Linked DNA regions of Homo sapiens: all the other regions are linked to region 1. The links are chromatin loops, found by intact Hi-C in ENCODE. Cell type or tissue: PC-3. All regions are shown on one strand.

Region 1 (4,000 bases):
CAGTACAAACATACATGCAGATAGAATAAGTTCTAATGTTCAGTAACACATTAGGGTGACTACAGTTAATAACAATATATATTTCAAAATAGCTAGAAGAGAGGGTTTGCAATGTTCCCAACACAACAAAATGATAAATGCTCGAGGTGATGGATATCCTAAATACCATGACTTGATTATTACACATTCTATGCATGTAACAAAATATGATATGTACCTCATAAATATGCAGAAATATTAGGCATCAAAAAATTTATGAAAAAATACAGACACCTAATCTTAAATGGAATTATGAGCCAATGAAAGTGACAAATACACATTATTCAAAATTAGGACACACTAAATAGCATTTCATGTGAAGATTCATTTATATCATAATTCATGAATGCATTTTATGAACATTTCAAATTATGTTTCACATTTAAAAAATATATGGGTTATTAAAAAGTGACAAGTTTTAAGATGAATTACACTTCCAATAAGTCTGAGCTTTGAATATACTTAGATTTTGAGTAACTTCAATGAAAATGTTGACTAGTATTTTCAAAGTTTGTTTGATGATGAAAATCACTTGGCTTGATTATTAGAGGTAAACTCTTGGATCCCACCTCAAGCTCCCTGGATCAAAGTCTCCAGGGACATCTGTATTTTCAACATCAGTAGCCAAGTGTGAAAAACACTAGTCTGGACCATCCTTAATGCCCGACAAGGAGAATATTGCAAAAATAAATTATTGCATATATGATGGGGCAGCATCATACATGCAATAGATGGAAATTTCTAAATGGAAAATGATGTCTCCGTTTAAAAGACTCTCAGAATGTTATTTGCTACAATCCAGAAATAGATAATTTACTGAAAATTCATATGTAAATAGCTAATTATGGGCTATGCAATTAAATTTTCAATAAAAGGAGAAGGATGAGAAAGTATAGTACTTCTGTCTTCCCTAGAGGTAAAAATTTGCTTATCTTGTGGTTTATATTTGGACAGCTTCTTTGTTGAACTGACAGAATATGTTTTCTTACTAAACTTATAAGTCATTTCCTTCCATCTTACAAGTCTGTGTTCACTATGTGTCATTGAGATTTGCAGTCATAGACTTAGAATAATGAGTCCCTATTGGTCATTGTTTGATTAGTCATGGTCATCTGCCAAATAGAGCTAGATGTCACCTGGATGATTCAGATTTGGGAACATCTTTATAGTTATTCATATGAGTCTCTAGAGAAAAATCTAAAATGGAGTGAAACTGACATTCAAATATTAGATCTCACAGGTGGCCTACCTCAACTAAAATTTTCGCAAACACTGAATAGAAAAATTTGGCTTTTTCTGTTTACTTGGCAAATGTTCCAAAGATAATACTTGAATTGAACTTGTTGCAATTTCCATTCATGAAAATTGAAGCATTTTTCTTCTTTTCAAGTCTGGGTATAATTTCTTATCATTACAGTATCTTAGTGTTGACAAGTACGTTCTGAAAATCTCCAGGAAAGGGCCAAAAGTAACTCCACTTGGAGTGTGCCAGCGTTTCAAATACATTGGCTAATAGATCTAAGAGATGCCTTGGTGGCAATGACAGATTTTCCTCTTTGTGTTTTCCTTGACTGAATTAAACTTTTCTTCATCAAATAGCCAAAGGTGATAATGTAAGATAAAATGACACTGATTACTGGAAACCAAAGTTGTACAATTTCCTGGGATGAGCTCTCCCTCTGTAACCAAACTTGATCGACAATTGGAGGAAATTCTAGGGACATAAATCAGTTCCCATCATTGATCCTATTAGGGTCTCTCTAGTTCACCTAGGCCTGGTGTTTCCCTGGGAAATGTATGGAGTTAGCCATGAGATGGCAATGTTGCTTAGGAAATGAGAGGATACCAGCAGTTAGTAATAAGATTCAAATTGGGAAACAAATAGCAACTCCTCAGATAAAATTTATAACTTAATTACTGGTCTTACTGCTCTCCATGAATTTGGATAATAAATTGATGGAGGGTAGCCAGGGATAAAATAAAAAGTGTGATAGAAAATTTGAAGTGTTAAATAACTATATATGTAATAAAGGATTTATGCATTTGATCCCATTAAGGCAATTAAAAAAAAAAGAGAGAAAAAAATAAAAATAAAAATAAAAAATAAAAAAATGTGAAAAAAAAAGAAAATGTGGAGTGTTAAATAACTGTATATGTAGTAAAGGATTTATGCATTTGTTCCCATTAAGGCTCAGGAGGCAACTTTTCTGCTAGAACATTTTTTTTTGCTACTTTAAAAAAATCCCCTTATGCAAACCAATACCATCATCTTGTCAACTTGGAGTTCTTATTGCAATTTGTTAACAAATGTTTTGGATGTAGGTCTTTGCTCTTAAACATGGAAAAAAGGAGAAAATAATGGTTTCTTTCATGATCCTCTATGATTTCCAAGATTTTCAAATGATTAATATTTTACATGACCCAAACTCAATTTCAGAAACTCTTAGGGTTATTTCAAGTAAGTGTTTTAGTTTTCCCCTAAAAGATGGAATAATATTGCTAAGCAACTCTCAAAGAAATTGTAGGAACTTGCCAGAGTGAAATTCCTAGAGTACTTGAAAGAGGCACAATTCTGTATGAAGGCAAAAAAAATATAGTTAATAATAATTTTTTTTTAAAAAAATCTCTGCAGAAAGAAATATTTCAACTCTGTGGGTTTTATTGAGAGTAGTGAGTGTGGTATCTACTTTATTATTTCTCTAGCCATGCTTTGAGGGCAGCAGATTGTGGATGCTCTGTGCAAAGTTCAGGACTCCAGGTAATGAAGTCTGCAAGGTATGGCTGAGCCAAAGGTACTGCGTTTTCACTGGGCTGGTTCCCCTCAGGTTTAGACCAACAGACCTTCCAGGACTGGCTTAAGGAGTGTGGGATTGAGTCCATTCTGCACGAACACACAGACGTGAGCACACACACACACACACACACACATTACCACAGATACTGTCAAACTGAAAAGGCCCAAGATGTGGCTGTGGGCAGTTTTACTTTGAATATGTAAAATATTCCAGCTAGAAAGCCTGTTTTTTTTTTTTTTTTTTGAGAGGGAGGGTTCAAAGAGAGAAGCTACTCACACCTTGAGTCTTAAAAGAAAAAAATCACTCACTCATGAAGTAAAATATCTTCCCCTTCTTAGAGTAGTGTCTGAGTTGAGTTGATGCCAACTTTAAAATAACCCTCAGGCCAGAAACTTCAGAAGAAGGACCCTGGAGATCTTATTTCTGTAGAGGGATGTAGGGCCTGTAGGGAGACTTGTGTCAGGAATAAAAGGGTATAGAAAAAAGACCAGAAATGACTCCCTGAGGTTGACCCTTGTTAAGGTGCCATCTTGCAGATATAGGGTGTTGATCTGTCTTCCTTACCTTCTCTCCCTTCTCCTTTCCTCCCTACTTGGATTTTGCCCTAACTGGGAAAAATCTCTCACTGCAACCAGACTTTCCTACCAGAGGTGGAAATTCTCTCTGAGCACTGGAAGGAAGCAGAAATTGATTTGGGTGGGCAAGAAAGAAGGCTGTAGATGAGTCAGTGTGAGGGGCGTATTTGAAGTGGAAAGAGACAGGGGAGAGAGAGAGATACTGGAGTAAATATAGGTACATTAGAAGGATGGCAGATAACTGGGTTATCCCATCCCCATTCTCCAGAATTGCTGAGCCCTGCATAGCTCTATTACTCAGGGAGAACCAACTCCTGACCCGCCGAGCCGCATGGTCAGGCTGTTTGTTCTGTGGAACTAGTGCCCAAGCCTTGGATTCAGGCCATTGAGGTGAGAACTTCTGCTCTGCCCATGGCTTCCTTTGTGAACTTATGTGAGTCACTTAACTTCCCAGAGACTCACTTTCTTGATGAACAAAATGGAACATCTGTGGGAGCTGAATTTGAAACAATACAGAAGATGTGTTAAATAAGCAGGCTGAGAACGCAAATTTCTATAGAACGTCAAAGAAGCAGCTATAAAGTGACAAGT
Region 2 (4,000 bases), 440 kb after region 1:
AAGATGGATTAAAGATTTAAACGTTAGACCTAAAACCATAAAAACCCTAGAAGAAAACCTAGGCATTACCATCCAGGACATAGGCGTGGGCAAGGACTTCATGTCTAAAACACCAAAAGCAATGGCAACAAAAGCCAAAATTGACAAATGGGATCTAATTAAACTAAAGAGCTTCTGCACAGCAAAAGAAACTACCATCAGAGTGAACAGGCAACCTACAACATGGGAGAAAATTTTCGCAACCTACTCATCTGACAAAGGGCTAATATCCAGAATCTACAATGAACTCAAACAAATTTACAAGAAAAAAACAAACAACCCCATCAAAAAGTGGGCGAAGGACATGAACAGACACTTCTCAAAAGAAGACATTTATGCAGCCAAAAAACACATGAAGAAATGCTCATCATCACTGGCCATCAGAGAAATGCAAATCAAAACCACTATGAGATATCATCTCACACCAGTTAGAATGGCAATCATTAAAAAGTCAGGAAACAACAGGTGCTGGAGAGGATGTGGAGAAATAGGAACACTTTTACACTGTTGGTGGGACTGTAAACTAGTTCAACCATTGTGGAAGTCAGTGTGGCGATTCCTCAGGGATCTAGAACTAGAAATACCATTTGACCCAGCCATCCCATTACTGGGTATATACCCAAAGGACTATAAATCATGCTGCTATAAAGACACATGCACACGTATGTTTATTGTGGCACTATTCACAATAGCAAAGACTTGGAACCAACCCAAATGTCCAACGATAGACTGGATTAAGAAAATGTGGCACATATACACCATGGAATACTATGCAGCCATAAAAAATGATGAGTTCATGTCCTTTGTAGGGACATGGATGAAATTGGAAACCATCATTCTCAGTAAACTATCGCAAGAACAAAAAACCAAACACCGCATATTGTCACTCATAGGTTGGAACTGAACAATGAGATCACTTGGACACAGGAAGGGGAATATCACACTCTGGGGACTGTGGTGGGGTCGGGGGAGGGGGGAGGGATAGCATTGGGAGATATACCTAATGCTAGATGACACGTTAGTGGGTGCAGCGCACCAGCATGGCACACGTATACATATGTAACTAACCTGCACAATGTGCACATGTACCCTAAAACTTAGAGTATAATAAAAAAAAAAAAAAATTAAAAAAAAAAAAAAAAGAGGAAGTGAATAAATGTATTCATGTATATATTTTTTCTAATCTGGACAAAAATTTAAGGTTGAATTCACAGCCAACAGTAATAAAATATGTTAATTCCTGAGAAAAAAAAAAAAAAAAGAATGTGTTATAGGCCTGGAGTGGTGGCTCATCCTTGTAATCCCAGTACTGTTCAAGGCTGAGGCAGGAGGTTTGCTTGAGCCCAGGAGTTCAAGATCAGCCTAGGCAACATAGTGGGACCCCATTTCAACAAAAAAATACAAAAATTAGCCATGTGTGGTGGTGCATGCCTGTACTCTCAGCTACTCAGGAGGCTGAGGCAGATGATCACTTGAGCCTCAAAGGTTGAGACTACTGTGAGCTATGATCGCACCACTGCACTCCAGCTTGGGCGACTCTAGAAGAACCCCATCTTAAAACAACAACAACAACAACGAATGCTTTATAGAGTGTACTGGTCAGGACTCTTGGTCAAACGGGGAAAAAACTCAATTTGGACTAGCCTAAGCTAACACTCCCCTCTCTCTCCTGTCTGTCTGTCTTCTCTCTCTCTCTCTCTCTCTTTCCCTCTCTCTCTCTCTCTCTCCCTCTCTGTCTTTGAGACAGGGTCTCCAGGCTGGAGTGCAATGGTGCAATCACAGCTCACTACAACCTCCAAGTCCTAGACTCAAGCGATCCTCCCACCTCAGCCTCCCCCAAGAGCAGCTTGGACCACAGGCCTGTTCCAACACACCCAGCCCCTCCTCCTGAGTCTGCTCCTCCTGGCTTGTCGGGCACCTTCTCACAGGCCTGCTGTCTCCTTGAGGCTGAATCCTGAGAGCACAGATCCTGTGTTCACATCCTCGCAGCTTCACCTGCCCAGATGACAGACACTCAGAGCAATTGCTATGACCAGAAGGGGACAGTCAGCTCCTATTTGAATCAAATGTTGAACTTTTGGCAAGAGATGTGGGGCAGACCGAGCAAGCCCACTAAAGGAGTTGTTGGGGTCCCCCACACTAACACTTTGCATCTGCTGCCGGAGCCGTTATTGCCCTCACTGTCTCAGATTTGGCCAGCACTTAGTGGCTGCACAGGGACACTTCCCCTCTAGACCTGCTGCTCCCCTTTAGCCCAGTAGGAGGCAGCATTGCCCCTCCTTGCCCTACGACTCGCTGGACTGATTCCAGGCTTCCAGCTCAGCAGGAAGAGGATCCATTAAAAAGATTTTATCTTCGGAAAACCTTATCACCCCTCAAATGTCAAGACTTTCAGAAATTAATCTAGAGTTTTCTCCTTTTCAGGTCTCAAATTTTAAAACAGAATCATAAAATGCTAGAGCCAGGAGGAGCCTCTGGAGTCCTGTCACATCCAGCCCTCTGTTTTAAAGATGAATAGATCGACCAAGGCAGAGACTCAAATACATATTCTAACATTTGGTACCAGATTGCGAAGTCATTGGAACCGAGCATAAAAAGCTATCAAGGAGAGATAAAAGATCTGAAGGAAAGGTTGCGTATCAATTTCTGGAAAGCTGGACTAAACTTTTAATGGAAAACAATTATTTTATAAAAAGGTAAAGAGAAAAGGTGAAATTTTAAAAATAGGTTAAGTAATACTTCAATAATATTTAACCTACATATCAAATATACTATTATTTCACCATGTAGTCAGTAAAGACACCTGTGAATAAGATCTTTTGCATTCTTTTTCTGTACTAAATCTTTGAGATCTGGTGAGTATTGTACAGTTATAGCATATCTCAATTTGGACAAGCCATGTCTCAAGTGCTTAGTAGCCACATGCAGCCAGTGGCTACTGTGTTGGATGGTGCAGAATTGAAAAACAGGTTAGTACAGAACCTTGTGGAGCCCTCAGGACAAGCTGCACAGACATTTGAGCTCACCCAGGGCATTCTGGGGAAATGTCTTATACCAACAGAATATAAGGGGCTGATATATTTTACCAAAAAGAGCTTCCTGTTTGAAAAAAAATATATACTTTTCACCCCATCTCCTCTCCTCAGATAAGCTGCAGAAGGATGCATGATCATCGCATCATTATTATTCTTAAACAATGAACTGAAGTGGACCAGTCAAGTGAATGCCAAAGGGAGTTTGATGGAAGAGGCTGTCCTGTTCTCGCCTAGAGTGACCTCACAATCTGTGGCCCAGGAGGATTTTATAAGATATCAGCATGCCTGTGGAGAACAAATGAATAGTTTTTTCCTTAGTGCTAAAAACACCAGAGGCAATTTTCACATACCCACCCTTCGTTTTTACAGGACGTGGTGGGGGAGTCAGGCTGTAATCACAGTGTGTTAACTGAGGATAAAATAGAGAGCATCAGCTAGATTGCTCTTTCTTGAAAACAACAGCCAAAAAAGAAAAACAGCACTCAGGATTTTGAGTCGTTTTGCATGCTCAGGAGAGGATGGCAGTTTCAAGCACAACATCAAGAGGAAGGACAAAGTTGAGCCCAACTGGGCACCAGCAAGGAGTGGGTGCACCCATCCATGCCTCCACGCTCCTAAAAATGAGGGCTCCCGTCATTTTGGGGTAGTGGGTGTTTCACAGCCTGTTCTCCTCAGCAGCTTTGAAATTCCGCGTTCTGAGTTCTGGTAGTGTAGCCTGGCACAGAGTTGCAGGGACAAGGTTTGTTCGCACCCTAATCTCCTACCCCAGCCTGCTGTCTTCCTGGCTGCCCCACAATCTGAAGTCGAGGGTTTCTCACTAAACACTGAGCAGAGCGGCAGGCAGACCTTGACCTTGCCTCATACGTTCAAGTGAAATAAGCAACCACCCTAAAAAAGAAACCAAGTTTTGCCTTTGTTGATGGATT
Region 3 (4,000 bases), 130 kb after region 1:
AAACTATTCCTTTGCTTATTATGCCAGGACTTCTATTGGCACAAAAGACAAATGTTAAGCATAGACAACATTTGTAGATGACAAATTCCAGTTGTTTACTGCTCAGATAAAGATGCCCTAATCAATCTCTCAGCAAGTTCTAATATGTTCATTTTCCATGTCAAAGGCTATGAAATAGATATGAAAATGAAATCCTGAGTTGGATGGGAGTTTAAGTAAATTATAATTTTCTGGGAGTTTAAGTAAATTATAATTTTCTGGTTAAGCAAATAATTATATTGTTTCAGCAAATCATCATTTCCCCTGTATTAAAGCCCTTTTTCTTTGCTTTTAGCATTCCAATGAAAACATGTCTTAATGGGTCAAATATTAAAACTGAATGCCTGGAAATATCATAAGTTCTAAACACCTTCCATCGCAATCTCATTTTAAATTTTCTGGAGTGTTCTTTTGAACATTTTTTCTAACCAACTCAACATAAAATGATCAGATTTTTTAATGAGCTATTAAAAAATTTATTTTTCTTCAGGATGTTGAATGCTGACTACTGGTCAAGGAAGAGCAAATGTCTGTTCTCTTTGCTTGCTTTTTTTCTGAGACAGAGTCTAGCTCTGTTGCCCAGGCTGGAGTGCAGTGGCACGATCTTGGCTCACTGAAACCTCTGTCTCCCGGGTTCAAGCGATTCTCCTGCCTCAGCCTCCTGAGTAACTGGGAGCCAACCACCACGCCCAGCTAATTTTTGTATTTTTAGTAGAGAGGGGGTTTCACTGTGTTGGCCAGGCTGGTCTAGAAATCCTGACCTCGTGATCCTCCCGCCTCAGCATCCCAAAGTACTGGGATTACAGGCGTGAGCTACTGCGCCTGGGCTGCTTGCTTTTTAAGTTTTAGTTAAAGGAGCTGAGATTATATTTTTTAAAATATATGAAAGTAGACTAGGTGTGGTGACTCACACCTATAATCACAACATTTGGGAGGCCAAGGTGGGAACATAATTTGAGCCCAGGAGTTTGAGACCAGCCTGAGCAACATGAGGAGACCCTGTCTCTACAAAAGAAAATTAGAAATTAGCCAGGCATGGTGGCAAGCACCTGTAGTCCTAGCTACTCAGGAGCCTGAAGTGGGAGGATCCCTTGAGTCATTTGGTCTGGTCAGAAATCTGAATTGGAACTGCAGTTATCCCTAAATAAATCCTTTGAAACCCAAATGAAAACAAACATTCTCTCCCATAAAGTTATCTTCACTCCTTAAATGCAAAAATAGCTTTTTCGCTGGGCGTGGTGGCATGGCCCAGCTAGTCAAGAGGCTGAGGTGTGAGAATTGCTTGAACCCAGGAGTTTGAGGCCAGCCTGGGCAATATAGCAAGCCTCATCTCTAAAAAACAAACAAAGAAATCCCCCAAGATGCTGTCTCCCTGCAGTTATTCTTCTTGTAAATTATTCACTATTTGTTTGGATTTATTTGAACTCCTGCTTTTTGTTTGTTTTCTGTTTTTGCTGTTAAATGGAAAAACTTAAAATCAGATGCTTGGTATCTGCTACCAGCATAAAATAGACTAAGGAGAAAATCCTAAGACACCCTTTTGGATGTTTGTTTTCTAAAATCTATCTATCTATCATCTATCTATCTTTCCATCCATCCATCTCTCTGTATGTAGACTTGTGTGTGTGGGGGGGGGAGGGGGGTGGGTGTTTGTGTGGGTGTTTTTTTATTTGTTCAAAAAAGAAGGAAAAGGATATCAGGGACTCTGCAATGCTTTCCTAGTTGGAGTTCTTCCCTTTTGTATTTACTTCCAACTACCATTTTTGCTAGGGAACTTGATATTCCTAATTCGTGGTTTCATAGGCCAGTGTAGCATAAATCCAGAGAGACATTCAACTCTAATTTCTATGGGGTTAAGCTAAGACCCTGCCCCTTTCTCCTTCCCTTCTCCCAAATGAGGAGGATGTCCACATTTACCTTTGGAGGAGTCTTTCAGTGTCCTCTGAAGCTGGGAAGGCAGAACTGTGGGTGGAGAGGGGAGATTTGCAGGGAATCAAGGTCTGAGATCATAGAAGACTTGTTTTTGTCCTGATTCTGCCCTCAGTGGGCATGTCATCTTAGGAAAGTCACTAAACCTCTTTCTCTAAGCCTCTGTTTTCCCCTCTGTGAAATGAGATTGATAATAATGTTTCTGTTTTGCTTGCAGGGTTACTGTAGAGAGAATGAAGGAAGATGTTATATAAGAAAGCCCTTTGTTAAAGGACTTACTTGCTATGGTTTCCCTTGACCAATAACGATACATACATAGTTGACTTTTTAGGACATGTAATAAAAGACAGTAGGGTATCGCATTTCATAGATGATCATTATGCCTTTCTGCACTAGATGTCAGTAGAGCTCTATGATTCAAAAGGCTCCACTACCTGACCAGGAATAATCTGTTCTTGGAAAATTTTCCAAAGCAAACTCATTGTGTTTTTGCTTATTTTGCATTTCTTACCTAATGGCCATGAATTTGTGTGTCCTCGCCCTGCACCCACCCTCATCCACCCAACTAGAATTCCTCTTTCAGCACAATTTTCTGCTGTGTTGGAGCTTCTCTTTCTTCATTTTCTAGGGAAATTTCTACAAAAACCATTCTTTTTCAAGAGTTTGTTTAGACAATGTGAAAGCCAAAACAGAAAGTCCGAAGGCTATAGGGCAAACTCACAAAACAATTTAGAAGAGTTATTGCAGATGGATTTAGTGCTTTTAAAATTAAAGGTCGCTTAAAAAAAAAACTGTCTGCATTCATGTTTTTTTCACCATCCTGTTGTTGTTGCCATATTTTAGTTTTCCAGCTATGATTTATAATTTAAAAATAGAGCTGAAATACAAGAGTGGTGCTTTCCCTTACCCAGAAATGCTTAGCAGAAGAACCCTCTGTTTTTCAAAATGCTGACTTGTCTCTATAGAGAAGAAAAATAAATCTCTGAGAACCATAGCTCTTTTTGCTTCTTGGAAATAGCTAAAAAGTTCAAGCTAAAGCCTGGCTTTGGACCCATGTCCATCCTTTGGGGACAGTTATGTTCTTTCCAAAAAGTGCAAATTTACTTATGAAGCAGGTCCATGTTTTAACTGGCTTATTCGATCACAGCAGAATTCACTAATTTAATTGCTTCTTTGACTTTCAACGTGAAAATCATTTACCAGCATAAAAATTTTAAAAAGTGCAAGTTGTTGTTAGGATTTTTATCTAAGAATGAAAGGAACTTAAAGTGTCCAGTGTCTGAGATTTTCCAAGATGATCTCTGTTTTACATTCAAACATAGGGATTTAAAAGTTAAATTGCTTTGAAGTGAGACTGAACACCTGATTTATTTTCAAATGCCACTTTAAAAAAATCATTGACATCTATTTACATAAGGCTATTGCCAATTTAAAGAAAGACACAGAGGCAAAATTAATATAGAGTTGATTTGGGCCAAGGTTGATGACTTACCCTGGGAAACACTGGGAATTGCTTCAAAGAACAAAGGAGAGACTCAAGTTTTCAAAGAAAAAAGGACAAATCAGGAGAAGGGTTGATTACAAAACTTGTTTTTTAGGAATTCTCATTGGTTTACAGAAATAACATTGACTCCTGATTGGCTATACATTGTTGAACTATAGGGTGTGAATTATGATGTCCAGCACATAACATTGTTGGGTTAATTTATGGCTACTCAGTGGCGACGCTCAGTCTAGAGCCCATATAGCAGGGAGATTACTTAGCTCCAGGGTGAGGAGTGAGATGTGACTGCTGTCACATTTCATTGCCCCTCTGGGCCTGATCATTTAAAGGGGCTCACATTCTTTAAATAAAAAGTTTCTTTTATTTCTCACTTTTCAACAGTTTTATGTTCCACTCTGTGCAAATTATTGTTTTTTGAATGAAAATGAGTTAATCATTTTTATTGAGCATCTATTATGAGATAGGTACTGTGCTAGAAGTTGAAGATAAATAATGAGCAAACCTAGCTGTCTTGGAGCCTACAGTCTA
Region 4 (4,000 bases), 74 kb before region 1:
TTTTTTTTTTTGCCTTCTAAAACAATACAAGTGATCATTATACAAAAAAAAAAAGAGAGAAAGAAACAGAAAATACAGGCTAGTAGAAATAAAAATAAAACAAATAATCTGTTATCTTGCTATCCACAGCTAAACATTGTTGACATTCTGGCACACCCTGCTAGGTTTTTATAAACATACATATGTTCTGAAAAATAAAAATAATGAATTTCACAAATTGTTTTGTAACTTTCTTTTACTTCACAACCCACTTTGAACATCTTTCCATGTCAAAAAATAGACAATTATATCATTTTCAATAATTGTATACTATTCCACATATGGATTTATGTACCCAAGAACCTAATAATTCTCTTAAGCTCTTAAAAGAATACTCACCGCCTTTAACTCCATATTACCACCCATGTGAAATTCAATGGTTTTGCCCATAATGAATACACCTTCATTTCCACGCACAATAGCACGCCCATCAACTTTTATATTTAAATCACTGGTAGCATTGCTGGTAATCTGAAAATTTAAAAAACAAGTACTAAAAAGAGTTTCTAAATTAATGTGAGAATTGTTATCAGAGATAGAGAAATAGAAGCTTCAGTCATGAGAGATGAAAGTCAAATGTTTCTATTAATGTTTTAGAGATGTGGAAATTGAGATAAAGATGACTTGATAATGATCACACAAGCTAGTTAATTACAAATCTAGAATTAATCCTTTCCGGTGTTCTGGAATATATTCTTTTATACTACTTTAAAACAGTATAACTCTCAGCCGGGAGCGGTGGCTCACGCCTGTAATCCCAGCACTTTGGGAGGCCGAGACGGGCGGATCACGAGGTCAGGAGATCGAGACCATCCTGACTAACACGGTGAAACCCCGTCTCTACTAAAAATACAAAACTTAGCCGGGCATGGTGGCGCGCGCCTGTAGTCCCAGCTACACGGGAGGCTGAGGCAGGAGAATGGCGTGAATCCGGGAGGCGGAGCTTGCAGTGAGTCGAGATCGCGCCACTGCACTCCAGCCTGGGCGACAGAGCGAAACTCCGTCTCAAAAAAAAAACAACAACAGTATAACTCTCTTCCCACTTTATAACTCTAGAGAATAATTCTCTCCCATTAGTAAAACAAAGCCAATAAATCATACCCTTTCAGTAGATGCCTTTTGAACATTCAAACTTTTCACTCCACTTGGCAAATGAAACTCATGAGTTTCATAGTCTGTGCTGAATAAGATATTTTGAGTCCTCGGGTCAAAAAACTGCATGCCGATGTCACTTGTAATAGAAGTTTTGTTGTTTTCTACACTGAGCTTTGTTGTCCCTTGCTGAAAAACAATCTTCAAAAAAAACAGTTTATTGTGAATATATTTTCAAAGAAGACTGCAAACAAAATTCCTGAACAATATATTTTAAAAATTACAAAAATTACAGAAATTTAAAAACCCCAATAACAGACTAACTTCAAATACGTTTAACTCTGTCTGTTCTCCCTCCATCCACTTGGAAGAAGAGTTCTTTAGAATGAAGGTTTATACATTTATTTGCTCATTAGCTCTGCAAAAATGCATGAGTCATGGAGGAACATGGCCCAAGGCCTAAGATAGGCAGGGGTGGTGGTAAGAATACCTCCTTGAGGTTTTATTCAGTTGAAAACTATGTTTTCAGCTCTTGGCATGGGATGCCACTGACTAGATTGGCATATTCTCTTCAAGAGCCCCCAAAACTACAGAGTATTCTCACCTGGGAAAGTGCTTTCTTAATGGCTTCCTCATATGGAGGAGAAAAGAGTAACCTATGTATTCTCATACAAATTACATCTGTCATAGAAAATGCTACCATTGAACAAAATCTCAAATATTAAGAAATCATCTAATTTTAACAGATGATAAAAGCAATAGTATTATTAAATATTAATATTTATGGATGTTTTAAACTGTATTCACTATATTCATACATTTATAGATATATTATAAATATACTAATTTTTCTAAGGGAAAATATCTCTTTCCAATAATCAACTAGGTTTTTGCAAAGTATTTTTCTCTAATGCCCCTCTCCTGTTTGCATTTCTTTCAGTTAATGTGGCAACTTACAGGCTGGTTGTTGCCAGTGATGACCAAATTTTCATTTCGCCTTCCTCCTACTGTGCTTTTATAAAGAGGGTGGATCACTCCCATGTCAGATACTTGCTTAAATCGAAGCAGGCCACTTTCATGAAACTCCATACTATCACAGCCATTTGGTCCAATGCGAATCACGGCCCAAATAACAAGTGTTATCTGAAAAAGAACACAAGTCCACTGTTGGTAGGCCGCATACATTTAATGTAATTGGAAAACAAATAGAAAATATTATCACCAAAATGTTAAAGACCTCCTAAAATGTTTTATCAGTGAGGTAAATATATCAATTAATTTTCCACTTATAAACAAAACGAATTTTATTTTTATTAAGGTATTACATGCAAATAGCTAAAAGTCAAAATGTGCTAAAGGTCTATAATTTAAAATGAATAGTTTCTTATTTTTTCTACCCTCTCCACATCTCATTCCCAGGAACAATCACTTTCAACAAATTTAGCTATTTCATCTAGAATTTATCTCCTTATTTCTAAATATATGTATTTCTTCTAAACATATATTTCTAAAATATCTAACAAATATTTCTTCTAAATATGTTATTTCTTCATTTATCATAATTTAGGTTTTATTATTAATTTTCTATTTTAGCAGATGATAAATTTAGCTCATTTATATCTCTTTTCTTTTCCAGCTCCAATCTCAAGTTTTAATTAAATCCAAGGTCATTATTTTCAGTATTACAACCATATAAATATTGTTCATTACCAAACCAAATATGTCCTATAATGGCAGTTTCTTTCCTGTACCTTGTCTCTCAGAATTTAATACTTCATTTTCCTTAGTTTCTTTAAAAATCTAATTAATCTCAAATCCTCCACTATTTCTGTAAAATCTCTCAATACAATTTTCTGTAGGTCTGAGCCTCTCAGATAATATATTAGTTCTATTTTTCTCTCTCAGGAAATCTTTCTGGAACCTGTATCTTTCTGGTTTGGTCTGCGTGGGCTGGACTGGTCTGTATGGGCCCCCTGCACAGCTGTAATCATAAACTTTCCCTTACGTTCATGCTGAACTTCCTTTTGTCTTTCTCTTCTGATAGACACCCAGTTTCCTGTATCCTCATCTTTCTTTTGGTAGAGCACATCCTCCAGTGGCTTCTAAGCAATGTATGAGAAGTAAAATTTTTTGGAAAGTGTGCATGGCAAAAATACGTCTTTATAATGCTTCATATTTGATTGCTGGACTGGCTAAGTATACAATTCTAGATGGAAAATTATTTTCTTTCTGAATTTTGAAAGCCATTGCTTTATTGCCTTCCAGGTCCCAATGCTGCTTTTGGGAGGTCCTATTCCATTCTGATTTTGTATTCTTTATACATAACCTGCTTTTTTGCCCCCTCTGGAAGATATTAGGATCTTTTATTACTGGTTTTCTTAAATTTCATAATAATGGCCTTGTTGTGTCTTTTTATGCATTACGCTGGACCCAGTATGGTAGTTTTCAATCTGTTCTAGGAAATTTTCTTGACTTATGTATTTGATCATTTCCCCCCCAGTGTTTTCTGTGCTCTTTCTGAAACTCCTATTAACAGCATGTTAGAGCTCCTGAGTTGATTAATTTTGTTGAAATTTCTGGAAGAGTTTTTTTATCTTCTAATGTCTTCTGTCTATCTACCTACCTACCTACCTACCTACCTATATCCATCTACCCACCCACCCATTCATCTCTGTGTGTGTGTGTATGTGTGTGTGTGTGTGTGTGTGTGTGTGTGTGTGTGTGTGTGTGCACGCGCATATCTATGAGTTCTTAATTGTTCCTTTTAATTTTTTTTTTTTTTGGTAGAGACAGGGTCTCACTTTATCAGGCATGAGCCACTGTGCCTGGCTTGTGCCTTTTAAATGGCATGTTATTCTTGTTTCATTGA
Region 5 (4,000 bases), 69 kb after region 1:
GCTCCACCCAATTCAATCTTCCTGGCTGCTTTGTTACCTACTCAAGCGTCAGCAATGGCGGGCACCCCTCCCCCAGCCTTGCTGCCACCTTGCAGTTAGATCTCAGACTGCTGTGCTAGCAATGAGTGAGGCTCTGTAGGTGTGGGACCCTCTGAGCCAGGCATGGAATATAATCTCCTGGTGTGCCATTTGCTCCCTTGGAAAAGCACAGTATTAGGGGGGAAGTGACCCGATTTTCTAGGTGCTGTCTGTCATGGCTTCCCTTGGCTAGGAAAGAGAATTCCTTGACCCTTGCGCTTCCTGGGTGAGGTGATGCCTCACCCTGCTTCGGCTCTCGCTCGGTGGGCTGCACCCACTGTCCTGTACGCACTATCTGACATGCCCCAATGAGATGAACCTGGTACCTCAGTTGGAAATGCAGAAATCACTCGTCTTCTGCATTGCTCATGCTGGGAGCTGTAGACTGGAGCTGTCCCTATTTGGCCATCTTGGAACCACCCCTGTGTTCTCTGTTGGTTTCCATTTGCATGGAATATCTTTTTCTTCTATCTCTTCAGTCTATGTGTGTGTGGGTTGTGTTTTGTTTTGTTTTTTTTAGAGACAAGGTCTCACTGTATTTCCCAGGCTGATCTCAAATTCCTGAGCTCAAGCGACCCTCCCACCTCACCCTCTGAAAGTGCTGGGATTACAGGTATGAGACACTGTGACCAGCAATAAAAGTTTAATTGTTAAGGAAAAAAAAAATAATTCCTGGATCCAGAACACTGCACTTCCCTTGGAAAAGAATAAGGAGCCCTCTCAAGCTTGAGATGATGGCATGAAGAAATAATATTTTTGAATGTTTTTCTTGAAGAAAAAAAAAGTGAACTGTCTGATCTACCTAATAAAACCCAAAGAATCAGAGTATTATTCATGTTTGCTTTTTCAAGTCCTCATATTTAATCAATTAATTTTAAAGGTCAATAAAATCATGACTATACACAGGAAACAGATAAAAATAAAGTTAATGTGAGCCAAGGCACATCAAGTTAAGTCTGGTGAAAACAAGGGAATATTTAAAGAAAAATGTTTAGTTTTGCAAAATATGTTCCTTTTGACAAGTATTTGTAGTTCATATATGAATGAGTCTAAATCACTGATCACACCAGCAATAAAACAGGTTCAAATTTCTGGTTGTCATCTATTCATATGAATCAAAGTTCATATATTTTAAATGGTCTTCCCTCCCACCCATCTAAGGGGAGATAAGTGGGTGAGATAAAATGAATTTTATAAGAAAGGGATTTGAAGGTCTCTTGAGACATACTAGAATGCATATGACTGCTAGTATAATAAAGTCCCATCTTCAGTTATAACAAAGCAAAAAGAGATTGGAGTGGGTGCAAAGAGCAGAGCGGGAAAGGGGCTGCAAGACCACAAGTTAAGATTTGTTTCTTGGCTTCATTTTTGCTAAGTGTCTAAGCCAACTTTTCTCTACTAGTTGGTGGTTGTTTCCATTCATTTGTGCCTTTACCAGTTGGGGACTGCCTCCTGCTGGCAAGATGTCTTCCAACATTTAGAGTATCAAAAGGAGTCCTGTGGAGTGACCCAGGTTTTGGTTTGTTGTTGTTGTTGTTTCCTAAGTAAAAACAATTGAACTGATCCTAGTAGCAGTTGCATAAACATGCTGGAAATGTGGGTGCAAACTAACTTATTTAATGTGGGTTTATTCTTAAAGATAATAGACAGTGTACATTTTTCAACTCTTTTTCTCCCAAGATGCAAACTTTTTTTGCAGGTGAATTTCTTGAAAACACATTAGCTCTAAATAAAAGGTCAGATGAGTTCCTTTAATTTGAAGCTTCAGAAAGTTTCTATACAGTGGTTAATTCTGTAGCACTTTAACTTGCTTAGGGAGAGATTTTGACTGATGGCTATCTACCATTTTCTTTCATTGGTTGATTCCTTTGACCCTTGAAAGCAACAGCTTTAGAAGCAACTCATAATAACTCTTTAGATTGTGGGAGGTCGTAGTCTATAGATCTTGTGTTTTATGTGTTTGAATGTGCAGGAACAGGGAATCATTTTTTGATTCCAAGACTCTCATTCTTACCAAATTAAAAGGAATATCTTCAAATAGAAATGAAGCATTTTTTGGTCTTTTATAGTGGGCTAAGAGGCTTTATGTTAGCCCTAGCTTCCTGTTTGTCCTTTGTGAATAATTTCAGAAGTTGGGTGGTAAAATCTTTAAGCAACAGAAGTTTAGGGAATCTATTCACCTAAGAACTTTGAAGTTTTATGAATGAGTGTGTGGAAAAGGAAAATTCTTTATTATTAGCCATTGTGATGGCAGACATTTCCTAGATTTCCTTCACTGGTAAGACTGTTATCTTACATCTATTTATAATGTCTAGAAAATAATGTTCCTTGAAGGAGTAGAGTAGAATGTAGTTTAGTTGTTGGTGTTCTTGTCCCATTTTATTCATTTAGCTAATAATTATTGGCCATTCTCTGAGTCCCATGCACTTTCCAGGCTACTTTATTTCTTTATGCTTCTATATGGCCTGTTATGTCTCTTCTTTGCCTTTCTAGCCCCTGCTCATTCCACAAATGCAATTTAAGCATCACTTTCTCAAGGGACCCTCCTGTGACTCTTTCTATGTGAGTCGCATAGCCTTTCCTAGGCTTCCCTTGAGCTCCATGCATCCCTCCAACACAGTTCTATATCAAAATTGTTGACTTCTTTGTAGCTGTACCCCCAAATCCCAATAGGCTGTAAGATTTTTGAGGCAGGATCTGTGTTGCATTCAGGTTTTTGCCTCAGCACTTGACAGCATGTCTGGCACATGGTAGAAGCCCAGTGAGAATGAATGAAAGCATGTGTTCTGCCTTCCCCACCCTTGGGTAAGTCTAAAGAAAGATGAATTACATTTGAGATTTTATTGTATAATTAAATTACACTGTCAAAATAATTTTTAAAGCTGAAAGGAAATTCAGAGATCAGCTACAGGAAATTGAGGCCTAGTGAGGTGAAGAGAGTTGACTAGGGTCATGCAGCTGCTTAGTGGCAAACTGGGATCGAAGCCCAGATCTCCTGCTGGCCAGCCCTAGCCCAAATATGGAGAAGCTTAGCTGCTATTTCCTCTTAAAAATATTTTGAAATCCAGGCAAAAAGACTTAGCAATCTAAAAATGCCAATGAGGAGATAGCAAATTAAAACTGTTACAGAATGAATCTAACAACAATTATTCAAGGCTCTCTGGGAATGCCAAGAGGAGCCGTCTGAGGTGGGCTCAGGGCTGATTTCTTCCAAAGGGGCCATTGGTTTTCTAACTAGTGTTTGCTGTTTTAACTTTGACAAAGGTGGGTGTCCACACACCTCAAATTTAGCATAAGTTCAAAAAAAGCTAATCAATGTGTTTATATCCCTAAGTTTATCAAACAAGTGATCTGAAATGTTTCTCACTTTTAATGTTCACCAATGATGGATGTAAATAGATTATTTTTGCTTCCTGCTTTGTGAGATCAGAAATCAATTGAGCCTTTTTCTAAAACAGGTCACATGAAGCATAAAAATCTGATTTTTGGATGTGCTTCGAGCTAGAAATTGACTAAGTAATGGCTAAGCATAGGGAAGATCTCGTGAGTTTAGTAAAAGTGTGGCAAACTGGTATCAGTGATCTAGAATTCACCTGTACATTTGATTGGTTTGGCCAGCTCAGTGTTTTGAAATTTCAGAAATTGTTAACATTTAAAAATAAGGAGATTTTACATCTAAATTTCTGCCTTCTCTTAGGTGAGAAAATTCAGTACGTTAGATTTACTTTCACATTAGTTTCCTACGGCTTCCCTAACAAATTAACATAAAATGTGTGGCTTCAAACAACAGGAATCTATTCTGTCACAACTCTGGAGGCCAGAAGTCTAAAATCAAGGTGTTGGCAGGTCTGTGCTCACTCTGAAGGTTCTATGAGAGAATACTTTGCCAATCCCAGCTTCTAGTGGTTGCAGGCTTTCCTTG
Region 6 (4,000 bases), 270 kb after region 1:
AGTTTCTAGAGCTCTACTCTCAATTACTTTCTGTATGTTTGTTTGTTTTGTTGTTTTGTTTGTTTGTTTTGAGACACAGTCTTGGTCTGTCACCAAGGCTGGAGTGCAGTGGCGCAATCCTGGCTCACTGCAACCTCCACATCCCGGGTTCAAGCGATTCTCCTGCCTCAGCCTCCCGAGTAGCTGGGACTACAGGCATGCACAACCATGCCCGACTAATTTTTTTGTATTTTTAGTAGAGATGGAGTTTCGCTATGTTGACCAGGCTGGTCTCAAACTCCCGAGCTCAAGTGATCCGCCCGCCTCAGCCTCCCAAAATGCTAGGCTTGCAGGAGTGAGCCAACATGCCTGGCCTCAGTTACTCTTAATCAGGGTGGACTGTGATGCTTCTCCCTGAGATAGAAGCGGATCTGGAGGAAGGCACAGCATTGGAGATATTGACAAGATGGGCAGCTGGTGGAATACAAGAGATATCTGAGCAGGTGAGTATGTGGGCTTGAATTTTAATCCATGAACAGGTGGGAAGTGCAACACACATTGTCATTTCAGTTCCTTCAACTTAAATATGATTCTGATTCACTGTCCTACATCTTAGATCAACTTGTGTAGATGGTAAAGTTCATTGGAATTGACTCACAGTGAAAAGCAAATACTGTTGCTAACTGAATTACGTTGGAGTGCCTACTGAGAATGTGACAGGGAAGGGAGGAGGGAGGAACAGATCTCGAAGCTGCATGGTTCCTGGGATACACAGCGTGATGGACTCGCTCTTGCTGGTAGGAAACTGCATTTTCCCAAAAGGCCCTGACTCTCCAGGGTGAGGTCCTTGGTCTGAAACCCTGAGCAGAAATCCTTGTTCCAGTAGCTGCAGTAGCCCAGGAAGCAGCAGCAGGCCCTGACTTTCTCGTGTTGGGCAGCCTGCTCCGTGGAGTTGGTCTCAGTGGTCTTCCTTCTGCTCTTGCAGCCAAGTTCTTGGGTTCAGGGGTTGGCTTTTAATGGCCTTCCGCCCTGGAAAACGCACCACCCCGGAGAAGCTCTGAACAGAGGCACTTCACAGGCCTGTCTACCCCCAAAAGATGTTTTTTTAACACAGATGGCTTCCAGGGGAAAAGGGCACACAGGCTTTCACCTTGAATCGGGTGCGATTGTGAAGACTGATCCCCAGAGACTTGGCCCTCCCCACCTCCCACCCCCTTCTATCTTCCCTCCACCACCTCATCCCTGGAGGCTCTCTGAGGACCAGTCCAGGCCACACCCTAGCTCTATGGTAGGAAACCCATCAGAGGGTTGCAAAGTGCCTCGCTGTCACCCCAAATTCAGTGCTAAGTGCAGTGCTGGATGCAGTCGCAGACCCTGACATGCTAAGGAGATTGAAGGAAGATTGTGACCCATCACTAGTCCATACCACCAGCAGTGCATGTTGATAATTTCAGAAATCAAATGATCTGGGGAAGCACCATTATAGTATATTGTATTTGTGTGTGTTAAAAAGACCAATTAAGCTGGACGTGGTGTTGCATGCCTGTGGTCCCAGGTACTCAGGAGGCTGAGTGGGAGGATGGCTTGAGCCCAGTAGGTGGAGGCTGCAGTGAGCTATGATCACACAACTGCATTCCAGCCTGGGCAACAGGGCAAGACCCTGTCCCTTAAAAAGTGTTAAAAATTAAAAAATAAAAAAAAAGACCAATAAGCTAAACATGTTTTAAATATCACAATTGCCATTTCTTCATTAAAAAAAAAACCGAGAACCTCAAGTAGTGAAACTTGTCTGACATTGTCTTGTCATCTAGGACACTTGCTTCTCCCTCACCCACCCATCCCTAGAAACTTGTCCATTGATCTCCTGAGTTAAACAGGAAAAAGAAAAAAGAAAAAGAAAAAGAAAAAGAAAGCAATAATTTGACCAGCAGGGGGCAGCAAGAGACAAAAATAAAACAATCGATTTAGCTTCCCCAGCCCCCAACTTTGCCTGAAATTCTAGATTAGAATGGTTTAAATTGGGAAAAGGATGGTGGAGGAGTGGGGATGGAATCCAAACCACAGAATCCAAATTCATAAAGTTAAGTGGATGCAGAACTTGCTAGAACAAGATTTACAGAGGACGATAGCCAGACAGTCATTTTTTTTTTTCTTGAATTCTATGGAAGAAGGCCGCCCAGCAGATATTTAAAGAGAATCTGGCTGTCTTTGACGATGTCCACGAACTCAGTAACATACATGTTATTTGGGAAATATCCTATAGATAAAGATGAAAGAAAGTGGTTCCCTTTGAAAATTCACCCCACCGTGAATTGAAAATGTGGGTCTCACTACGGGGCAGGAGTACCTGGGCAGCTGGGGTGTCTGGCATCCAGCCCTGGGCATCTCAGGACCCACCTGACCAGGTGAGGAGAAGTGGAAGACTCTGGGAAGAAAGATGGGTGGGCCTTGTGGTCCTGGATGGAATCTCTTACTTCCTGATGAATCCTTAATGTGTATTAAAATGTCAACCCTGATACAAAGAAACGTGGACCCTAAGGAAGAGAGTAAGAGGACACAGAGAAGGAAATTGTGGTCGTGGGAGGCTTCCTCATGGGAAATGTTTATTTGGGGTCCTTGGCTGAAATGGTGGAATTAAAAGTCCTGTAGCCTTCAGGACACGTGAGCTTGTGCCTATTACAGGGACTCTGTATTAGTTTCCTAGGGCTGCCATAACAAAAGTACTACCAACAGGGTGGCATGTGACAACAAAAAATTATTCTCTCACGTTCTGGAGGAGAGAAGTCCAAAACCAGTGTGTTGGCAGACCACGTTCCTCCAAAGCCCCTAAAGAAAAATTATTCTGTATTAGTCTGTTTTCAAACTGATATAAAGTACTACCTGAGGGCGCGGGGCCAGGATGGGTGGGTGACTAGAAACAGCCCTGATCGGAGGTTCCATCAAAAAGAAATATAATAAGTGTGTGAGTGCTTCACTGGCAACCAGGGTATCCAGGTTCTCTCATCAGAACTGACTAGGCGGCTGGAGTGATCCACGGAGAGGAAGGAAGAGCAGTGTTGTGTGGTGGCCCACTTAAGAGCCTCCCAGGGCCGGGGAGTGCCCACCCCCGCCAGCCAAGGGAGGCAGTGAGTGAGCTGCTACCCGGCTGGGGAAACAGTGATTTTTCCATGGAACTGCCCAACTCATGGATCGGAAGATCCCACTTGGGAACCCACACCACTAGGGCCTAGCATCCCCACCTCAGACCCTCGCAGATTCTCATCAGCCTCTCAGCTGGAATCTGCTTAAGCCTACGGAGTTTGGAGCTCGGCGGTCGGGGGGTGGTGGTGCGGAGGAGTGACCAGCACCACAGCTGTGGCTACCTGCTGTCTAAGCCCTTTGAGCTCCTCGGGGGAGGGGCAGCAGCCAGCACTGGGACTCACAACAGCCTAACACGCTAACCTTCCTGCGCTGGGGAAGGACAGCCTCCATCTCTATAGCTCCAGGCTGTGCTTTTCTCCTGCTGGAGCCAGGGAGGCTGGACAGCTTGGTCCCAAGATGTATCCCCCACAGCCCAACACATCAGCTGTGGCAGACTGTGGCCAGAGGTTTCTTCAGGCCTGACCCTGACTCATCCTTCCTCACTGGGTGGGGGTTCCCTGCAGGAACTCCAATAACTCCAGCCAAAGACTCAGGGACAGAACCTAGATCTCCCTGGGCCTGAGCCCCTAGCGGAAGGGGTGGCTGCAGTCTCTGTGGACCAGCAGACTTAGCCTTTCCTCCTGGTAGTTCTGAAGGATCCAGGCAGCCCAGATGAATGGGTTTCCCCCCAGCGAAGCACACCCCTTCCACCAAGGGATAGTCAAAGTGCTTCATTAAATGGGTCTTGTTCCCCATGCAACCCAACTGGTGACATTCTAAAAAAGGGATGTCAGACACCCTATACAGGAGCGATCCTATTGGCATCAGGTCAGTGCCCTTCAAGGTCAGAGATGCCAGCAGAAGGAGCAGACATGCATCTTTGCTGTTCTCCAGCCTCTTG
Region 7 (4,000 bases), 560 kb after region 1:
CCTATTGGAAAGGCATGATTGTAGTTTGCAATGTGAGAAGGACATGAGATTTGGAGAGGCCAGAGGTGGAATGGTATAGTTCAGATATTTGACCCAGCCCAAATCTCTTGTTGAATTGTAATCCCCAATGCTGGAGGTGGGGCCTTCCTTGTATGATGTGTTTGGAACATGCAGGCAAATTCCTCATGGCTTGGTGCTGTTTTCATGATAGTGAGTGAGTTCTCCTGAGATGTGGTCATTTAAAAGTGTATGGCACCTCCCCCCACTCTCTATCTCTCTTGCTCCTGCTCTGCTATATGAGACACCTGTTCCCCGTTTGCCTTCCACCATGATTGAAAGCTTTGTGAGACCTCCTCAGAAGCCAAGCAGATGCCAGTGCCATGCTGCCTGTATAGCCTGCAGAACCACAAGCCAAGTAAACCTCTTTTCTTTATAAATTACTTAGTCTCAGATATTTCTTTACAGCAATGTAAGAATGGCCTAATACAATAGCCTAAACTAATTTGAGGGAGGTGATGTGTCTCTTGCTACACAAAGTATGGTTCATGGACTAACAGCATTGGCGTCACCAGGAGGTTGTCAGAAGTACAGACTTTCAGTTCCCTTCCCAGACCTAATAAATCAGACTCTCCAAAAAGTTTTGGGAGCACTGCTCCAGCCAATGACTTGTGGTAGAATTCTGTTTTTGCCTCAACAGCATCCATTCTCCTTTCAGTAACAACTCCTAGCTTCTACTTTGGGGAACTTTCCATCTCCCACACTCAGACCTAGGGTTCAGATGTGGCTAACCTAGCCCTGTGCAGCCAGAGGAAGGCACATGATCCAGGCCTGGCCAATGACAGTGCCTTATGACCCAGCCAGAGTGACTGGTTCAGCAAAGAGGGTGTAATATGAGCTGAGCCAATGAGACTTAGTCCTGGTACTTTTGGGAAAGAAATGCTCCCCTTCCTGAGTTTGCTGAGCTGATAAGATATTCATCTACAGCAGCCATCTTTCCACTACCTGAGAATGAAGCCAACATAGGAAAATGGAGCTGAGAAATGAGAGAGATCCTAACAAATTCATTTATCCACTCACTACCGGATCTAAATCCTGGGCTTTTTAGTAACTCAAGCCAGTATAGTCTTCATTTCTTTGGCCAGTTCAAACTGGATGTCTACTAGTTACAACTGAAAGAATCCTAATACATCAGTCTCTTCCTGTCCCTGAAATTCATTAGGCTCATTTTGAATCTTTGATATTTCCTTTTCCTCTCTTCTTTGTCTGTGTTTAATCCATTTTGCATTGCTGTAAAGGAATACCTGAGACTCGGTAATTTATAAAGAAAAGAGATTTATTTGGCGCACAGTTCTGCAGGCTACACAAGCATGGCACCAGCATCTGCTCAGCTTCTGGTGAGGCCACAAGAAGCTTTAACTCATGGCGGAAGGCGGAGGGAGAGCAGGTGTGTCATATGGCGAGAGAGGGAGCAAGAGAGAGGGGAGGGAGACTTCTCTTTTTTTGGCAATCAGATCTCGTGGTAACTAATAAAGCAAAAATTAATTCATTACTGTGGCAAGGACACCAAGCCATTCCAAAAAGATTCACCCCCATGACCCAAACACCTCCCACCAGGTCCCACCTCCAGTGTTGGAGATCGCATGGGAGACAAATATCCAAACTATATCACTCCTCTCTAAACCAGTTTAGAGGGTTCAAACTTTGCCTTCTCCAGATTTGCCTCTTCCCTGAGACCTTCCCTGATAGCTTCCCACACATACTGCTCTCCCCAGTCCATCAATGAATTCCTGCATCCAGGTGGCTAATGGTTCCATACTTACCCTTCAGCTGTGACCAGTTTTGTGTCCACCTCTGTCTTCCTCCCTCTTTTTGCTTAGATGACACCCACTCAACCTCTAGATGTCCCCTGCTACAGGTGGGATGCCCTTGTTATATGTTCTTATAGCACCACCTGTCTTCCCTTCATGGCACTTATATTTGTAAATGTATTCATGCCATAGAGTACTGCATGAAGGCAGTCGAGTGGGTGGTTCAAACGTAGACCCTGGTGTCAGCCTGCCTGGACTAGCTATATGACCTTGGGCAAGTTTCTTAACCTCTCTATACCTCAATTTCCTTACTTATCAGGTGAAGATATTAAGAGTACCTCCTCAGAGTGTGATTTTGTTAATTTATGTAAAGTACTGAGAACATGCCTGGCATGTAATAGGCACTGTATAAGTGATATCTATTATTATTGTACATGGGATTATTTGATGTCTGTATCCCATCCCCCATCAGACATGAAAAAATAGGTCTGCTTTTGATCACCATTTTACACTTAAAGAAAAGGGTCAGGCTGGGCATGGTGGCTCACACTTGTAATTCCAGCCCTTTGGGAGGCTGAGGCAGGTGGATTGCTTGAGCCTAGGAGGGAGGGAGGGAAAGAAAGGAAGAAAGAAAGAGAGAGAGGGGGAGAGAGAGAGAGAAAGAAAGAAAGAAAAGAAATAAAAGAAAGAAAGAGGAAAAAGGGAAGGAGGGAGGGAGGGAAAGAGAAAGAGAAAAGAGGGAGAGAGAAAGAAAAAGAAAAGAAAGAAAGAAGGGAGGGAGGGAGGGAAAGAAGGAAGGAAGGAAGGGGAAGGGGAAGGAGAGGTCCATAGGAGTAGCCAATAAATTGAATACTGAATATTTGGACAATTGCCTCTCTCTAAGTGCTCTAGAAGCTTCTAGAGGGAAGGAATCTTGTCTTATACATTAAAAAAAAAAAAAAAAAGTCTTATCCAGTCTGAAGTACGGTGCCTGGCACATTAATTCCTTTCCTCTTTTCCCCTCACTGCCAAATGAGCTATTGCCACTCACTTGATATGCAAACACTGGCTGTCTAGTATGGAAAAATATTTTTCTGGCTGTAGACTTGAGTTTGATTACCAAATTGATTTCTGTGAATTACATTTCAATTCTGTGCAGAACTTTTTGACAGCCCTTTAATCACCATGTATCCAATAAATATTTATTAAAGACATATTCTGTGCCAGACACTGTGTGAGGCACTTGCCATCCTGGGATAAAAGAAGGTGGAATCAGCGCTTACATAACTCAATTTCTAATGCAGCATACATTGGCATTGTTAATTAATGTCTTTGCTACTTTTTGTGTGCTATTAGTATAAGGATAAGATAACTTTGGCATGAGTATCAAATTAGAATTCCTACAATGGAAACTACATCTAAAACCATGGGGGTATTTACGGGTGGTTAAGATTCCCTAAGTTAGCCAAGTAGGGTGGTACACGCCTATAGTCCCATGTACTTGGGAGGCTGTGACGAGAGGATCACTTGAGCCCAGAAGTTCGAGGTCAGCCTAGCTGACATAGTGAGACACCATCTCTATTAAAAAATAATAATAATAAAAGTTGTTTAAGCCTTTGAACAATTGGCATATTGTGAACTGCCAAGTAAAAGGCCATTGAAGGATTTTTAAGCTAAGTTGGAACGTGATTAGATTTTTATTTGATAATACCTTTTGATTAACTGAAAGAATGGATTCCTCTAGTTGGCTACACTCTGGGGAAAGAGGGTTAAAAGATAGCAACATTTTTCTTGGTGAGGCCAGTTAGAAATCTGTGGTGAGAGAGTCCCACAGTTGTTGATAGTCTGAATTTAGGGGAGTAGCCGTGGACAAAGAGAGGTGGACATACTGAAGACCTTTTTTGGAGGTAGTCAGCTGAATTTGTGATTGACTGGGATGAAGGACAAGGGCTAGTCCCAGATTTCTGAGATTTCTGACTGGAATGAAGAGATATGTCATTTTGGGTTTTTTGTTTTGTTTTGTTTAACAATTGGGAATGCTGAAGGAGAAGGTTCAGGTGAGGTAATGAGGGAGAAATGAGTTTGGTTCAGAAATGTCGACTTTGAGATAACCGTGAAACACCTGAATCATTATATCAAGTAAGCCCTTCACTATACACATGTAGGGCTCAGAAGAAAAGTCTGCACTGTAGAAATAAATCTAAGAGTGATTA

The links. Hi-C counts contacts between places; a loop is a spot of excess contacts. Peaks named below come from ENCODE experiments on the same cell type or tissue, not always from the same donor. Only the 100,000 strongest peaks of a DNase experiment are listed, where the experiment ranks them.
Region 2: a loop joins it to region 1, with 5 times the contacts of the local background. A loop is called at or near these places in 2 of 110 quality-filtered maps.
Region 3: it touches region 1 in a loop (6-fold over the local background); 5 of 110 quality-filtered maps call a loop at or near these places.
Region 4: a loop joins it to region 1, with 6 times the contacts of the local background. A loop is called at or near these places in 2 of 110 quality-filtered maps.
Region 5: a loop joins it to region 1, with 2.9 times the contacts of the local background. A loop is called at or near these places in 4 of 110 quality-filtered maps.
Region 6: a loop joins it to region 1, with 4 times the contacts of the local background. A loop is called at or near these places in 2 of 110 quality-filtered maps.
Region 7: it touches region 1 in a loop (12-fold over the local background); 2 of 110 quality-filtered maps call a loop at or near these places.

The regions. Positions count from the first base shown.
Region 1 is chr4:52,101,683-52,105,682 of GRCh38, forward strand. No RefSeq gene overlaps it. Among named protein-coding and RNA genes, the nearest start is that of SPATA18, 52 kb to the left of the region's middle. In PC-3, a CTCF peak has its summit at 1,820; DNase peaks (open chromatin) are centred at 1,119, 1,849 and 3,809; H3K4me3 peaks cover 488 bases; H3K27ac peaks cover 1,430 bases.
Region 2 is chr4:52,543,338-52,547,337 of GRCh38, forward strand. No RefSeq gene overlaps it. Among named protein-coding and RNA genes, the nearest start is that of USP46, 110 kb to the right of the region's middle. In PC-3, CTCF peaks have their summits at 2,307 (motif pointing right) and 2,507; a DNase peak (open chromatin) is centred at 2,314; H3K4me3 peaks cover 350 bases.
Region 3 is chr4:52,232,281-52,236,280 of GRCh38, forward strand. No RefSeq gene overlaps it. Among named protein-coding and RNA genes, the nearest start is that of SPATA18, 180 kb to the left of the region's middle. In PC-3, a CTCF peak has its summit at 2,374 (motif pointing right); a DNase peak (open chromatin) is centred at 2,371; H3K4me3 peaks cover 357 bases; H3K27me3 peaks cover 445 bases.
Region 4 is chr4:52,027,590-52,031,589 of GRCh38, forward strand. It overlaps SGCB (sarcoglycan beta), which reads right to left. Exons shown (of 6, transcript NM_000232.5): 3 at 2,089-2,274; 4 at 1,141-1,332; 5 at 379-510. Among named protein-coding and RNA genes, the nearest start is that of SGCB, 8.7 kb to the right of the region's middle. In PC-3, no CTCF peak of the experiment used is centred here; a DNase peak (open chromatin) is centred at 1,582; H3K27ac peaks cover 625 bases.
Region 5 is chr4:52,170,837-52,174,836 of GRCh38, forward strand. No RefSeq gene overlaps it. Among named protein-coding and RNA genes, the nearest start is that of SPATA18, 120 kb to the left of the region's middle. In PC-3, a CTCF peak has its summit at 1,537 (motif pointing left); no DNase peak of the experiment used is centred here.
Region 6 is chr4:52,374,386-52,378,385 of GRCh38, forward strand. No RefSeq gene overlaps it. Among named protein-coding and RNA genes, the nearest start is that of USP46, 280 kb to the right of the region's middle. RefSeq lists enhancers at 2,765-3,313, 3,314-3,861. In PC-3, a CTCF peak has its summit at 1,924 (motif pointing right); DNase peaks (open chromatin) are centred at 646 and 1,916.
Region 7 is chr4:52,663,853-52,667,852 of GRCh38, forward strand. No RefSeq gene overlaps it. Among named protein-coding and RNA genes, the nearest start is that of USP46-DT, 6.4 kb to the left of the region's middle. In PC-3, a CTCF peak has its summit at 1,926; no DNase peak of the experiment used is centred here.